Linked DNA regions of Homo sapiens: region 2 is linked to region 1. Evidence: read pairs that join two places in POLR2A ChIA-PET (ENCODE). Cell type or tissue: PC-3. All regions are shown on one strand.

Region 1 (8,000 bases):
ACTGTGGCCAGACCATAGAGACTGTCAGAGCATAAAGAAAAATCCCTCCACTGTTGATTGTCAGGGTCTGCGAAAGGTCTGAGACTTCACCCTCTTACAAGCTAACATGTTTTAGAGATGCTGACAGAAAACATGAGACTCCTGAGGCTGAGACAAAGGATTTTCCTGCTCCTAGGACAGCAAGCAGCTTGCACGTCACGTGGGCACCTGCTCCCCATGTCCTCCAAGTCCCACAGCAGTGATGCAGAGGGTCCCTGGTGGACATTGCACACACAATAGGTTTACATCACAGCCAAGAAACACTGAGCATGGGTGATCCAGCCTGTTTTTTGCCCCAGAGGGAGACATTGCCTCATCCCACAGGGTTGCTCGGTGTCATCACAACCCTGAGAAATGGCTGGGGTAATCAGTGATTGGGGCCTTGTATCTTTAGGCAGCTACAAAGTAGTAAAACTAAGGCCAGGTTACTATACGCTACAACCCACACAAAGGAATTTAGACTGATGCGCTGACGTTTGGCATACTGTCAATAATTTAGGGGGCAATACATGGGCCCCAAAGCAAACCCTGTCCCAGTGGAGAGACATTCTGTTACCTACTGTTCCCCCCATATACAAATATACCATCCAAAGGGGAACAGTTCATTTCACTTCAGCATTTGTTGTTCAACTTGATTGGACTCACCATTACATTGGTTTGGTAAAGTGTTATGAGCAGTAGTCTATTCAGGCTGCTATAATGGAATACAATAGACAGGGTAGCATATAACCAACAAGTTTATTTCTCACACGTCTGGAGGCTGGAAGTCGAAGATCAAGGTGCCAGCAGATTTCTGCATCTGGTGAGGGTCCACTTCCTGGTTCACAGATGGCCATCCTCTCACTGTGTCCTCACATGGAGAAAATAACAAGGGAGCACTCTGGGGCCCCGTTTATAAGGGCACTAATTCCTTTCATGAGGGCTCTGCCCTCAAGACCTAATCACCTCCCAAAGACCCTACCTTCTAATACCTTGGGGCTTAGGATTCCAACATATGAATTTTGAGGTAACATAAACATTCCACCTATAGCAAGTAGCATCTTAGTGCTTGTACTTAAATCTCTAAACGTGGCATAATCCAAGGCCACTTGGGTGCCAGGAGAAGCAGATGAATTTGGATCAATCAGATCTAAACAAGGTTGTGCTGGCCCACGTATGTCTACAGGTATGAGGGAAGCCTGTGTTTAGGAGCTGCTGTTGATGGCATCAGGCACAGCAGAGTAATTCAGGAGCAGCCATACTCACATGCTTTTTTCTGGTTTTGTCACCCAAGGACGGTGATGGCAAACCTAGCAGCAGGTTAGATTGCCAGCTGCACCTGCTGCTTGACTCCAGCAGAGCAGATGATTGTTTTGTTGGGCTGTGAGTGCTCGATCTAGGGGACAAAGAGAGCATTCATTTTCTCCCCATCTTGCACCTCTCAGGGTCTAAGATATTCCCTCCCTGTATTAGTCCATTTTCACACTGCTATAAAGAGCTACCTGAGACTGGGTAACTTACGAAGAAAAGAGGTTTAATTGACTCAGAGTTCTGCATGGCTGGGGAGGCCTCAGGAAACTCACGATCATGGCAGAAGGTGAAGCAGAAGCAAGAACCTTCTTCACAAGGTAGCAGGAGAGAAAGCGAGGGAAGAAAGCCACCCACTTTTTTTTTTTTTTTTTTTTTGAGACAGGGTGTTGCTCTGTCACCCAGGCTGGAGTGCAGTGGCGTGATCTCGGCTCACTACAACCTCCACCTCCCAGGTTCAAGACATTCTCCCGCCTCAGCCTCCTGAGTAGCTAGTACCACAGGCACACACCACCACGCCCAGCTACCTTTTGTATTTTTAGTAGAGACAGAGTTTCACCATGTTGCCCAGGGTGGTCTCAAACTCCTGAACTCAGGCAATCTGCCCACCTTGGCCTCCCAAAGTGCTAGGATTACAGACGTGAGCCACCGTGCCCAGCACCATGCACTTTTTAAACCATCAGATCTCGTAAGAACTCATTCACTCACTATCACAAGAACAGCATGGGGGAAACTCCCCCCATAATCCAATCACCTCCCATCAGGTCCCTCCCCTGACACAGGGGGATTACCATTCGAAGTGAGATTTGGGTGGGGACACAGAGCCAAACCAACCATATCACTCCCCAAATGCTCTCCTTCCACACCTCATGAAATCAATGTATCCCATCCCAGAGCCTGTAACTTCACTTTTTCCCAATCATCCCCTATTTGTACCCAGACCTTTCATCCAGAAGGGTCAAGTACAAGAGGGCCAAAGGCATTTTTATAAAATTTACAGAGATTTTTTTTTTATGTCTTCTATCTTAGTCAGTGTGAGCTGCTGTATGGGAACTTGGTGAGTGGTGTACTCAATCAAGTGGTCATTGTCATTAGGATCTAGGACCGTGTCCACCCAACAAGAGAATTCAGGTGACTGACCAGAATTAACTTTAAGTCCGAGCCAGGCATGGTGGCTCACACTTGTAATCCCAGCACTTTGGGGGGCCAAGGTGGGCAGATCACCTGAGGTCAGGAGTTCGAGACCGGCCTGGCCAACATGGTGAAACCCTGTCTCTACTGAAAATACAAAAATTAGCCAGGCGTGGTGGTAGGTGCCTGTAATCCCAGCTACTTGGGAGGCTGAGGCACGAGAATCACTTGAACCCAGGAGGCAGAGGTGGCAGTGAGCTGAGATTGCGCCACTGCACTCCAGCCTGGGCAACAGAGCGAGACTCAGTCTCAAAAAAAAAAAAAAAAAGTTTAAGTCCCCTAGGGCTCTTTTGGGCTGGGCTGCTGCCTGGAGGGTTACCAACTAGGCTAGCCTGGAACCTGTGATTACTGTTAAAGGAAAGAAAAATACATCACGTCCAGGAACGGCCAGGGCAGAATCCCAAATGCCTCTATAGCCCACCCCTTTTGTTCCGACCATTATCTGAGGTACCCAATGGGAGATAATGCCATTCTTGGGACAGCCACATTTAGTGACCAAACTGCCTTACTAAGGTGAGTGGACCAGGAGAAGGAGAGAGAGGTAGGTTCTGCAATCCTTTTGAGTTCATTTTTGAGGAGGCCATTTCAATATTTAACAATATCAGATACCTGCCCATGGTAGGGCACATAGAACATCTATGGAAGGCTTTGACTACTGACCCATAGTTGGGTGGCCTTTGCAACAAAAGGCACACCACTGCCAGACTGCAAATGGTCTGTGTCAGAAACATAGAGTCCTTTACTTTGTGCCCAGTCTATGATGGTGGATGCATTGCCATGTTCAGGGGGCAGTGAACTAGAAGTGCATCAGCTGTTTGATTCCAGTCGGCCTCATCAGAGAATAGGCTCTTACTATGGGCGTCTACATGGGTGACCCAGACTGACCAATTCCACCAGTAGCTCTCTACCCGCTTATCTGTTAAAAAGGCATATGATGTTTTAAAACGTTTGAAAGTCTCAGCTTTAGAACAGTTTAGCTTTTCCACTAACCATCTATTACTGATCTCCACAGACCCCAATATTGTCCCTAGAACCCTTCCATCACTCACCCCAGAAATCTTCTATCAGAAACACCCGCCCTCCATTGTAGCCTCTCAGGCCTAAAATCTCAAATCAAATTCCAATCCTAGGCCAACTCCCCAACCCTAAGACTGCCTTTTCTGGGGCGGCTCTTTTTTCACAGGTGCAGTGAGGCCATCGTTTCTGTACAGCGCGGAAAAGCTAAACTGTTCTAAATCTGTGACTTTCGAATTTTTTAAAGCATCATATGCCTTTTAAAAAACAGATAAGGCCGGGCGCGGTGGCTCACGCCTGTAATTCCAGTACTTTGGGAGTCCGAGGCGGGCGGATCAATTGAGGTCAGGAGATCGAGACCAGCCTGGCCAACATGGTGAAACCCCGTCTCTACTAAAAATACAAAAATTAGCCGGGCGTGATGGTGGGCGCCTGTAATCCCAGCTACTCAGGAGGCTGAGGCACGAGAATCGCTGGAACCCGGGAGGCGGAGGTTGCAGTGAGCGGAGATCGTGCCACTGCACTCCAGCCTGGGCGACAGAGCTAGATTCCGTCTCAAAAAAATAAAAAATATAAAATAAAAAACAGATAAGCGGGTAGGGAGCTACCGGTGGAACTGAGTTTCCTCTTTAAGGGAAACGAGGACAAGGACAAGATCCCGTCTTTTCTGCACTCAGTCGCCCCGCCCCCAACGCAAGTAGGCATGTTTATTGGATGATAAGAGGGTCAGTCAAAGTAAGGACCAACCCTCTACTGCCAAAAGACACATACTACTCAAGGGCCCCTGACTCAGACGTTCTCACTGGTCGGAAATGCCATCAATCAAGTTTCAATCCCCGCCCCCTTCTCGCGGAAGAACTATGGGTGCTAACCTCTCTCTCAGGCCTGCTGTCAATCGGCTCCGCATCCTCTAGTTCTGCACATCCCCGGCCATCAGAGCACGAACTTCTGGTCGGTCCGCCTGCCGTTCTTTCACCTATAGAGCCCACCCTCTAAAGGTGTCCAAGCTGCTCCAAAGAACAATTGATTAACCCAACGGCTGTCTTTGGCCCTCAGAACTGTCACACCTGGCTCCGCCTCTTCCCGGACATCATCTGTTGCACCAGAGACTGGCGGGTCTGGAAAGAAGCTCTGAGCCCATCCGCGTTTCTCTGTTGGACCCTGTCAGGTCTCTTGTTCCGTGTCCAATGTCAGTCGGGTAGGGAGGCAGTGGGGCAGTCTTGGTTCTCATCCCACCCCGGAGTCTCTGCGCAGCCACAATTCAGGAAAACAATCTGGAGGCGGGTTCAAAACACTAAGATTGATTGAACGCGCTGATGGTTTGGTTTTCTCCTATAGCGCTTTGGTAGTGGCTTTTATCCAGACCGCCCCCCCCCCACCCCCCCGGAATGAACCCTGGTATAGAAATGTTACCCGTATGTGTGCATATGATTGTTTTTAATATATTTCAATTTGATGAATCAGCCTTTTTCAAGGTCAGATTCCAGACCGACCCTTCTGGCGCCCACCCCCCGCTTTTTTTTTTTTTTTTTTTTTTCCAAAATGAAAGCTTTCCCAAAGAGGCCACGTTTGTAGGGCTAGTGGAATTTTTTGGAAAAGGGAGAAAGCGGATTCTGGATGAGGACAATGGTGGCCCAGAAGTCGCTATGACTTAAGAGTCTTGGCAGAGGCAGAGGCTGGGGAAAGCGAGCAGTGTTTTTCATTTAGGTGGCATCTGTACGAATCCTAGTTTGGAAAGGTGCGAAGGTTATGTGCCTTTGTTTTTAATATTTTGGATTTTTAATTTTCTGTTTCTTTTTTTCACTTAGTTTTTATCTTCGAAGTTTAATTTTGCTGTTTTTTTATTTCATATTCTTAAAAATTGTATAATTAAATTTTATTGCTACTGGCTTTTAATTAATTCATTAATTAATTTTGAGACGGAGTCTCGCTCTGTTGCCCAGGCTGGAGTGCAGTGGCGCGATCTCAGCTCACCACAACCTCCGCCTCCCGGGTTCAAGCAATTCTCCTGCCTCGGCCTCCCGAGTAGCTGGGACTACAGGCACGCGCCACCATGCCTGGCTGATTTTTGTATTTTTAGTAGAGACTGGGTTTCACTATGTTGGCCAGGCTTGTCTCGGACTCCTTACCTCATGATCCACCCGCCTCGGCCTCCCAAAGTGCTGGGATTACAGGCGTGAGCCACCGCGCCTGGCCTTACTTATTTTTAAAGCAAATTCTTCTAGATCCTGAGTTTCTGGCTTTTTAAATTAAAATTACAAGAAAATGTATTGATTCCTCTGGTGTTAACAGGTCTGGAGACATACATTTATGATGCTTTGGAGCTATTGATAATATATAGAGTACTTTATTCATTAATTATTTCATTCTAAAAACCCTGCTTTATATATCCCCAGAATACTAAGGCCTGGTGGGGAATATCTTATAAATAATTAATGGTTATTACTAATTATTAATAATAACCGTCAATGAAAGTAAGATAGAAACTGTTAAGAGATTCAGTTAAGTACTGTGTAATTTTGTGTTGATTATATCTGCCAGTAATATTCATCATGCATTGCATAGAAGTGGGATTGTCTTTCTTTTTCTCCTAGCTGGTTTGTGAGAAAATTGTGAGCAATTTTGCACAGGGAGACTTCGATGTCTGACTAACATTTATTGACTGCTTGTATGTACTAGGAATAATTCTAAATGCTGATCATGTGTTATTTTTTTCTCTTTTTTTCTTTTTATTTGTCATTCTAAATGCCCTTCATGTATTGTCTCATTTAATCCTCACAAATAGGCACATTTATTCTCGTCATACTACAGATGGGGAAACATCCGTAAGTGGCAGAGATGGGATTTGAACCCAAGCCGTCTTAAGGACTGCACTGGAACGGTGTTTTTTGTTTTCTAAAATGGGGGTAATAATACATGTAAAGTGATTAGAACATATAGTTAGCTCTGAATACATGGCAGAACTTACTGCAGTTATGGCCTTGTTTAAGGCTCCCAGCCACCCTGTGAGTTAGGGATCAACATGATCCCCCTTTTCTACAAGAAGAAACAGGTTCTGAGAGAATAAATGACTTGCCCAAGGCCACTCGGTACATGGCCTAGCTGGGCTCATGCTGTGGTCATTTTCCTGCTATAAACCCTTCCCAAGTTCCACACCCTACTCTGGATGAACTCTTGGTGCATTAAGGCTTTTGATTCATAAAATTTAAATATATTTCTAAGCTGGGTACGGTGGCATGCACCTATAGTCCCAGCTTCTCGGGGGGCTTAGGTGGGAGGATTGCTTGAGCCCAGGAATTCAAGTCCAGCCTGGGCAATATAGCAAGAACCCATCTCTAAAAATAAACAAATAAGTTTCTGAACACACACATGTCAAACCCCTGTGTGATCTGGCCCCAACCCACCAGTCCTGCCTTATCTTAATGGATTTAGGGGTTTTTAAAATTTATTTTTATTTTATTAGTATTATTTCAGTAGTTTTGGGGGAACAGGTGGTGTTTGGTCACATGAAAAAGTCCTTTAGTGGTGATTTCTGAGATTTTGGTGCACCCATCATCCGATGTGGAGTTTTTTACCCCTCACCCCCTTCCCACCCCCTCCCCCCAGTCCCCAGAGCCCATTGTATCATTCTTATGCCTTTGGGTCCTCATAGTTTAGCTCCCACTTGTAAGAGAGAACAGGGCGGACGCGATGGCTCACGCCTGTGATCCCAGCACTTTGGGAGGCTGAGGCGGGTGGATCAATTGAGGTCAGGAGTTCCAGACCAGCCTGACCAACATGGCGAAACCCTGTCTCTACTAAAAATACAAAAATTAGCCGGGCCTAGTGGTACACACCTGTAATCCCAGCTACTTGGGAGGCTGAGGCAGGAGAATCGCTTAAATCCGGGAGGCAAAGGTTGCAGTGAACCGAGATCACGCCACTGCACTCCAGACTGGACGACAGAGCGAAACTCCATCTTAAAAAACAAAACAGAACAAAAAAGTGAGAACATACGATGTTTGCTTTTCCATTCCTGAGTTACTTCATTTAGAATATAATGGTTTAAAAAAAAAAGAATATGATGGTTTCTTTCCTTCCTCCCTTTCTTCCTCCTCCTCTTCTTCTTTCTCTCTCTCTCTCTCGCTCTTTCTCTCTCAGTAAAATAACCTAATTTATTTTTTTAAATTCCCAGTACCATGTCTTAAACTTATGAGTAAGGAAAATAACGATTGTTATTCGGGGTGATGCCCGAATCCTCACTGCTAATGTGAGACGAATTTTTGAGCTGGTAAAGGTCGCCCCTAAGGTGACCAGCCTACTTTGCGGGATGCCTAGGAGTCGCGATCTGCCTGACACCTTTACACCTAAAAAGTAGACTGGGGGCCTGGCGCGGTGGCTCACGCCTGTAATCCCATCACTTTGGGAGGCTGAGGAGGGCGGATCACGAGGTCAGGAGATAGAGACCATCTGGCTAACATGGTGAAACT
Region 2 (8,000 bases), 550 kb before region 1:
CCGGAACAAGATCAGGATGGGGAATAAAGGGCTGTTGATGAGCACTGAACTGCTTGCCACAGTAATTTATGTGAAAGAACTTGGAGCTATGAAGTGCCAAGCAGATGTAGAGTGTTATTATGGAAAGGGGAAAATGTCCTCAATTATACATGGGTCCATTTATCACCCTCTCACATGCCTTCACATGCTTTGTTGTCTGTAGCTCATTATCTAATTATCTAATAATCCATCATTGTACACTATCCACCACTGTTCTGGACAGACTGATGTGCTATCCTGTCCTTTTCAGCATGTCTCCCTTTAATGTCTGCCCTTGGTAGGTCCCAAAGTTTCATCCCGCTAGGCATTTAAGGCACCTTGATCTTTGCTCTTGACATGACATATGCATCCTTTGAAAGAAATTAGGAAAGAAGGCAAACACCCTGTAATTTGAACCCTAACAATCAGGAAGCTTTCTTTCTAAAGAAATCATGTAAACAGGAAAAGAAATGATCAACCACCACCAAATCATTTTGAAAATCTATTTTAATCAGGAAACTGGGCCACAAACATTTTATATAGGCTTATGTATAAATATCACTGAGGCCGGGTGCAGTAGCTCACACCTATAATCCCAGCACTTTGGGAGGCTGAGGCAGGAAGATCGCTTGAGGTCAGGAGTTCAAGACCAGCTTAGGCAACATAGTGAGACAACCCCCACCATCTTTACAATTTTTTTTTAAACTAGCTGAGGGTAGTGGCGCGCATCTGTAGTCCCAGCTACTTGAGAGGGTGAGGTAGGAGGATCGCTTGAGCCCAAGAAGTCGAGGCTGCAATGAGCTGTGATCACGCCACTGCGCTCTAGTCTGGATGATAGAGAGAGACCCTGTCTCAAAAGATAAATAAATATCACTGAAAAGTGAAGCTGTTGCTTACACACAGACTGCTAAAGAATGGGCATTTTTTTTTTTTTTTTTTGAGATGGAGTCTTGCTCTGTTGCCAAGCTGGAGTGCAGTGGTGCGATCTCGGCTCACTGCAACCTCTGCCTCCCAGGTTCAAGCAATTCTCCTGCCTCAGCCTCCCCAGTAGCTGGGACTACAGGTGTGTGCCACCATGCCCAGCTAATTTTTTTGTATTTTTAGTAAAGACGGGGTTTCACCATGTTGGCCAGGATGGTCTTGATCTCTTGACCTCGTGATCCACCCGCCTCGGCCTCCCAAAGCGCTGGGATTACAGGCGTGAGCTACCGTGCCCAGCCCAGAATGGACATTTTTGAAACATTGCTCCTATATAGAATTTCTCATTCAACAAAATTATCTTCAGACTCCTAATAGCATATCAACCTGGGTGCTAGGTTTGAGCCAGAGAGCTGGAAGTTAGGATGGTGTGTGTGTGCGCATGTGTGTGTGCACATGGATAGGTACCTGAGTAGCAGGGCTGCAATGAGGTGTGAACAATTTTTAAAAATACATCCATGTCCAAATCATTATTGCTCCTTGTGAGGTTAATGCTACCTTTGATCAAGGCACTCGGAGCTCCCATTTGGGCCTGCCTTCCCTGGCAGGACCCCTCAGCTGATGGATACGGTGTTAAGGAAAAGTCAAGACTTGTCAAGTCTGATGAGTGAACAGGGAAGGAGGCTGGTCCTACAAAGCAAGGGGTGGACATAAAGTAGTAACAGTCATTCCTTGCTTTCTATATGAAGTCAGTTTTTGAATTACGGCATGGGAACCCAGGCATCAGGGCCTGCCTCTCCTGGTTACTACTTAATTGACCTTTGGCAAGTCCCTAAACCTTTTCAGCTTTAGTGTTCTTACCAATAAGAAGAGGAAGTCAAATTAAAAGGATTTCTGGGCCAGGCGTAGTGGCCCATGCCTGTAATCTCAGCACTTTGGGAAGCTGAGGCGGGCGGATCACTTGAGGTCAGGAGTTCGAGATCAGCCTGACCAACATAGTGAAACCCCATCTCTACTAAAAATACAAAAATTAGCTGGGCATGGTGGCGGGCACCTGTAGTCCCAGCTACGCGGGAGGCTGAGGCAGAAGAATCACTTGAACCCTGGAGGCAAAGGTTGAAGTGAGCTGAGATTGCACCATTGCACTCCAGCCTGGGTGATAGAGCCAGACTCTGTCTCCAAAAAAAAAAAAAAAATAATAATAATAATAATTAAATAAGGGCCAGGTGCAGTGGCTCATGCCTGTAATCCCAGCACTTTGGTAGGCCGAGGCAGGTGGACCACAAGGTCAGGAGTTCGAGACCAGCCTGACCAACATGGTGAAACCCTGTCTCTACTAAAAATACAAAAATTAGCCGGGCATGGTGGCGCGTGCCTGTAATCTCAGCTACTCAGGAGGCTGAGGCACGAGAATTGCTTGAACCAGGGAGGCAGAGGTTGCAGTGAGCTGAGATCGCGCCACTGCACTCTAGCCTGGGCGACAGAGCGAGACTCTGTCTCAGAAAAAAAAATTGTAGAAATAACATAAGCATGTGGTAAAAATAGAAATTTTTTTTTGAGGCGGAGTTTCGCTCTTGTTGCCCAGGCTGGAGTGCAATGGCACGATCTCGGCTCACCTCAACCTACACCATCTGGGTTCAAGCAATTCTCCTGCCTCAGCCTCCTGAGTAGCTGGGATTACAGGCATGCGCCACCACACCCAGCTAATTTTGTATTTTTAGTAGAGACAGGGTTTCTCCATGTTGGTCAGGCTGGTCTCGAACTCCTGACCTCAGGTGATCTGCCCGCCTCAGCCTCCCAAAGTGCTAGGATTACAGGCGTGAGTCACTGCGCCCGGTCAAAAATAGAATTTAACAGGATAGAAGTTTATAAAATACCTGCCAGTCTCACTTCCTAGAAGCAGCCACAATATTTCTTGTAGTATATGTCTAGAAATGTTTTACGCAAATTCCGGCAGAAAAATATAGCCTTTTTATACACAAATGGGATTGAACTCTATTTATTGTTCTGCACTTTTTTCACTTATTGCTTTGAAAATCTTCCCGTTTCATCTTCTTTTTAATAGCTATATTGTATTTCATGGTAGGAATGTATTATAACATATTTAACTAGCTCCTAGTTCCATACTGTAGGGCATTTAGTTGTTATAGTTTTGTGCTCTATTTCATTGCATTTCTAGTAGGGTCCTTGTATTTGCATACATGTGAGTATGTCTGTCAGAAAAATTCCTATAGCAGAGTGACCTTATATAGCAAAAGGTATATGCTTTGTACATTTTGAGAGGTAATGTTCTTCAAAGTCGTCCAACATTCACTACCACCAGCAATTTCTTGGAACGTCTGTTTCCCAGACTTTCAACAACATAGATTTGATTTCATTTTTTCATCTTGGCCAGTTTGATGAATGGAAAATTCTTGCTGCTGGCATCCTGGCTCTCTCTGACCCTACAGTTCATCTCTGATGATGAATGATGGCCTCATACTTTGGGTTGTAGTCACTGGAATGCCAAAATGAAATCAACTTCTTAGCCCTTCTACAGTCCACATGTATTTAGAGAGTGTTATTTTTGTGATTATTTTGAAGAAATGGATACATTTTGGTATAAAAATTATCCCTTTAGAAAATCACACTTCGACAGGACATCAGGTTTTAGCAAGGTTCTTGTTCAGGCGGCCTTCTTCTGGTACTGTTGCAGGGGATTGTACTTACTGACTCGAGCATAAACAATTTGGGGACCCTATCACTGGGGAAATTAGGCTGATTTTAAATAAGGTTTAACCATTCATACATTTTCTCTATGTTCCTGAGAGCCCTCTTTGTGGTCTCAGCAGGGGAAGGGCAGAAGTGCCCATTTGCAGTTTTTGAGGCAGGATTCAGACGGTTTTCTAAGAGGTTTTTTTTTTTTTTTGTCTTGGCAGAGATTTTCTTCCCATGAATATGAATGTAATATAAATAGTTGGGAGTGAAGCTTTTGAAAAACATTTACAAACAGCTGGTTTAACATTCTTCAGTATGCTTTGTCTCAGCCTGCCCTCAGCATGAGCAGGCCAGAAAAGAATGAAACAAAAAAAACTAAACTGGCCTCACTTTTTTGTGTCTGACGTTCCAGTTGAACAAGGTGACTAATAAATGAACCCCTCTCTTTGTGAGGTCTCCTGGCTCCTCAGCCTCTTGCTTCATAGTGGAAATAAAAGGAACTTGCTCTATTGAAAAGGACATTTCTGCTGAGGTGCAGTATAAAATAAGAATAGTAGGGATTAAGAAACAGCTCTGGCTCAAATTCAAGTCCACAGGCAAGTGGGAACTGTTTGGGAATTGAATAGGAAGCAGTTTTAATTGGAGAAAATAGAAAATTGCGGAGCTCAGTGATGTGTCTATAATTGGAGTCCTTCAGCTTTGCTCCCCGGCCCGCTTGGCACCCTGGCACCAAGCCAGTGGCCAGGTCTGACATTTTCTGCAGCTGACCCTGTTCATAATTAAGACCACCCTGCTGGATGCTGAGAATAAATTAGAGCATCAGCTGATGATGAATATTTTTAAAAATTTGTTATGAATACATATTTGTACATGTTTATGGAGTGCATGTGATTTTTTCGTTACATGCACAGTGTGTAATGATCAAGTCGGTATTGGGGTGCCCATCACCTCGAGTGTTTATAATTTTGATGTGTTGGGAAGATTTCAAGTCCTCTCTCCTGGCTATTTTGAAATACACCATACATTGTTGTTAACTGTAGTCACCGTACTCTGCTATTGAACTTAGAACTTACTTCTTCTATCTAACTGTGTGTTCATACCCATTTAACCAATCTGTCTCCACGACAACCCCCACACCCTTTGCAGCTTCTGGTGACCACCATTCTATTCTCTACCTCCATGGGATCAACTTTTTTAGCTCACATCTGAGTGAGAACATGCAATATTTGTCTTTCTGTGCCTGGCTTATTTCACTTAACGTAATGACTTCCAGTTCTTCTGATGGTGAATATTTTTAAATTCGGAGATTAAGAGGCTGTGAAAGAGGGCCACCACATTTGATTTCAATGATGACTATATTCTGTGCCAGCAGATTCCCCTCCCATGAAATGGATGGGAGCAGGAAGAACTTTGCTGTAGAGTCACATTCTGAAAATAGCCACTGAGGTAGACACGTTTTGCTTACAGAATCGAAGCCCTTTCTAGAATGTTAAAAGGTGCCTTGGCCGGGTGCGGTGGCTCACACCTGTAATCCCAGCACTTTGGGAAGCCAAGGCAGGCAGATCACCCGAGGTTGGGAGTTCAAGACCAGCCTGACCAACATGGAGAAACCCCGCCTCTACTAAAAATATAAAATTAGCCAGGCGTGGTGGCACATGCCTATAATCCCAGCTACTCGGGAGGCTGAGGCAGGAGAATCACTTAAACCCGGGAGGCGGAGATTGTGGTGAGCCGAGATCGCACCATTGCACTCCAGTCTGGGCAACAACAGTGAAACTGTCTCAAAAAAAAAAAAAAAAAAAGGTGCCCTGAAGATAGATGCAGGGTACTCTCTGGGCCAGTAGGCCAGTAAGAAGCCTGAAGTCTGGCCTGAAATCCAAATGCCTAGAGCGAGTGCTTGTTTGATTTTAATATCACTGGTTCATGGTATCCAGCAGGTTGGAAACCAGGAAGCCAACCTAACTGAAGGGCTGAAGTGTGTAATTCTGCCCTGAAATAGAACATCACAGAAAGCTTTGTAAGGCATGGGGAGTGCAGCCGTGATCAAGACTGTGAGTTCTTCAGTAAAGATGATGAAGTGAGGAAAGCTATGAGCAGCTTTAGGAGGGAACTCAGAGGCTAATTGAAGAAGTCATTACATCCAGACAGATAAGGTAGACATTAGGAAAAATTGTACCAGAGCTTTGAGGTCACTTTTCCCATGATTGAGACCATATTTTCTCAAAAAGGACTCTTTACTGCCTCAGAGAAATTATAGGAACAGTAAGCCAAAAATGCTAAAATCAACATAATATTTTAAAAATAGGACCAACTGGCGACCAGCCAAGAACTGGCATATGTTAAATACACAGATTTTAGAAGTAAGAGAAGTAGATCTGTCTCTTGCTATAATAAAGAATATCACTAACATGGATATAATAAAGGAAAAAAACACATTTTTCAGGGTCTGCACATAACAAAAAAGTTCCTCTTTGTTGTTTTTCTGCACCCTCCCACTTTCTCTTTTTTTTCTTTTCCTTTCTTTCTTTTTTTCTTTTCTTTTCTTTTTTTTTTTTTTGAGACAGTCTTATTCTGTTGCCCAGGCTGGAGTGCAGTGGCATGATCTGGGCTCACTGCAACCTCCGCCTCCCGGGTTTAAGCAATTCTTGTCCCTCAGCCTCCAGAGTAGCTGGGACTACAGGCATGCGCCACCACGCCCGGCTAATATTTATATTTTTAATAGAGATGTGGTTTCACCACATTGGCCAGGCTGGTCTCGAATTACTGACCTCAGGTGATCCACCCACCTTGGCTTCCCAAAGTGCTGGGATTACAGGGGTGACCCACCACACCTGGCCCACCCTCCCATTTTCTAGCTGCTAGGAATTACAGAGGGCAATTTTGCAAAAAGGAGATGATTGGCCAAAAACGTACACATCCCTCGCAAAGAATAACAAAATTCCTAACATTATTGAATGCCTTTTAAAATAATTTTACTTCATATTTATTTATGTATGTATTTATCTATTTTTGAGACGGAGTCTTGCTCTGTTGCCCAGGCTGGAGTGCAGTGACGCGATATCGGCTCAATGCAACCTGTGCCTCCTGAGTTCGAGCGATTCTCGTGCTTCGGCCTCCAGAGTATCTGGGACTACAGGCACCTGCCACCACGCCTGGCTAATTTTTTTGTATTTTCAGTAGAGACAGGGTTTCCCCATGTTGGCCAGGCTGGTCTCAACCTCCTGACAAGTGATCCGCCTGCCTCGGCCTCCCAAAGTGCTGGGATTAGAGGGGTGAGTCACCACACCCAGCCATTTTTATTTTTCAACAGTCAAAGGGGAAGAGAAATCATCTGAGCTCAGGAAAAACCCATGTCTTGATCCTTAGTGCGGCCACCTCCAGCAATCCTGTAGACTGGCCTCCACGATCCAATGTCCTATGCCAACACGAACCTGCTCTAGGCCACGGAGCCACTTTACTCCCACAAGACCATGGACAAGAAAGGCTAGGAAAGGGTGGAACAAACATACTGCCTCACTCTGCAGGGAGAGATACCTGCAGTGATTGGCTAGAGTTTGGCTGGTCCATAGATTCTGTACACTGACTAGCCATTCTAACCTGGGAATCTTAAAGCTGATCAAGGGCAGAGAATGAGACTTCCTGGGCAGTCCCAGTGTGGGGGTAGGGAAACTTCAGTTGCTCATTTGACTGATAACCCCTATGGGGACCAATGGCAGCCTGAATTGCAGATCTAAGCTCCAGGTCACTTCCCAGCTCTGTGCTCTCCCAAATCCCTTCCACTCTCACTTAGTGGATCACAAACATCTGCAGGTGGCTTGTCCAAATATATATTATAAAATACTGAGTCAGTTCCTTTATTGGAGTTGGGAGCAACTTTACTCACAAAAGCAATTAGGTATGCAAACTAAATTTATATCTTGGAGCAGCTCAATGAAAGGAAAAAACAAAAGTCAACTAGGCAAACTCAGCTGTTTCCAAGTTTTTTTTTTTGTTTTTTTTTGAGATGGAGTTTCACTCTTGTTGCCCAGGCTGGAGTGCAATAGCACGATCTCGGTTCACCACAACCTCCGCCTCCCAGGTTCAAGCAATTCTCCTGCCTCAGCCTCCTGAGTAGCTGGGATTATAGGCATGCACCACCACACCCAGCTAATTTTGTGTTTTTAATAGAGATGGGGTTTCTCCATGTTGGTCAGGCTGGTCTCAAACTCCCGACCTCAGCTGATCCACCCGCCTCGGCCTCCCAAAATGCTGGGATTACAGGCGTGAGCCACCACGCCTGGCTCCAGGTTTTATTAATACTGGTTTGGTGTGCATCCATTTGTTCTCAAGTGAGCTCAAAAGTTTGGGAAATTTTTAGCTGGGGTGGG

Evidence for each region. ChIA-PET counts read pairs that join two places held together with the same protein. Peaks named below come from ENCODE experiments on the same cell type or tissue, not always from the same donor. Only the 100,000 strongest peaks of a DNase experiment are listed, where the experiment ranks them.
Region 2: POLR2A ChIA-PET joins it to region 1 with 5 read pairs; 2 of 35 experiments call an interaction of 5 or more read pairs at or near these places.

The regions. Positions count from the first base shown.
Region 1 is chrX:47,124,962-47,132,961 of GRCh38, forward strand. LOC105373193 (a long non-coding RNA gene) reads right to left here and starts at 4,589. Exons shown (of 2, transcript XR_007068223.1): 1 at 4,404-4,589; 2 at 759-1,414. LOC107985720 (a long non-coding RNA gene) reads left to right here and starts at 4,363. Exons shown (of 2, transcript XR_001756002.2): 1 at 4,363-4,482; 2 at 4,588-6,229. It also overlaps the pseudogene RNU12-2P. RefSeq lists enhancers at 4,674-4,783, 4,814-4,893. In PC-3, no CTCF peak of the experiment used is centred here; a DNase peak (open chromatin) is centred at 4,300; H3K4me3 peaks cover 1,778 bases.
Region 2 is chrX:46,579,120-46,587,119 of GRCh38, forward strand. All of the region lies in intron 1 of CHST7 (carbohydrate sulfotransferase 7), which reads left to right. Among named protein-coding and RNA genes, the nearest start is that of CHST7, 9.4 kb to the left of the region's middle. In PC-3, no CTCF peak of the experiment used is centred here; no DNase peak of the experiment used is centred here.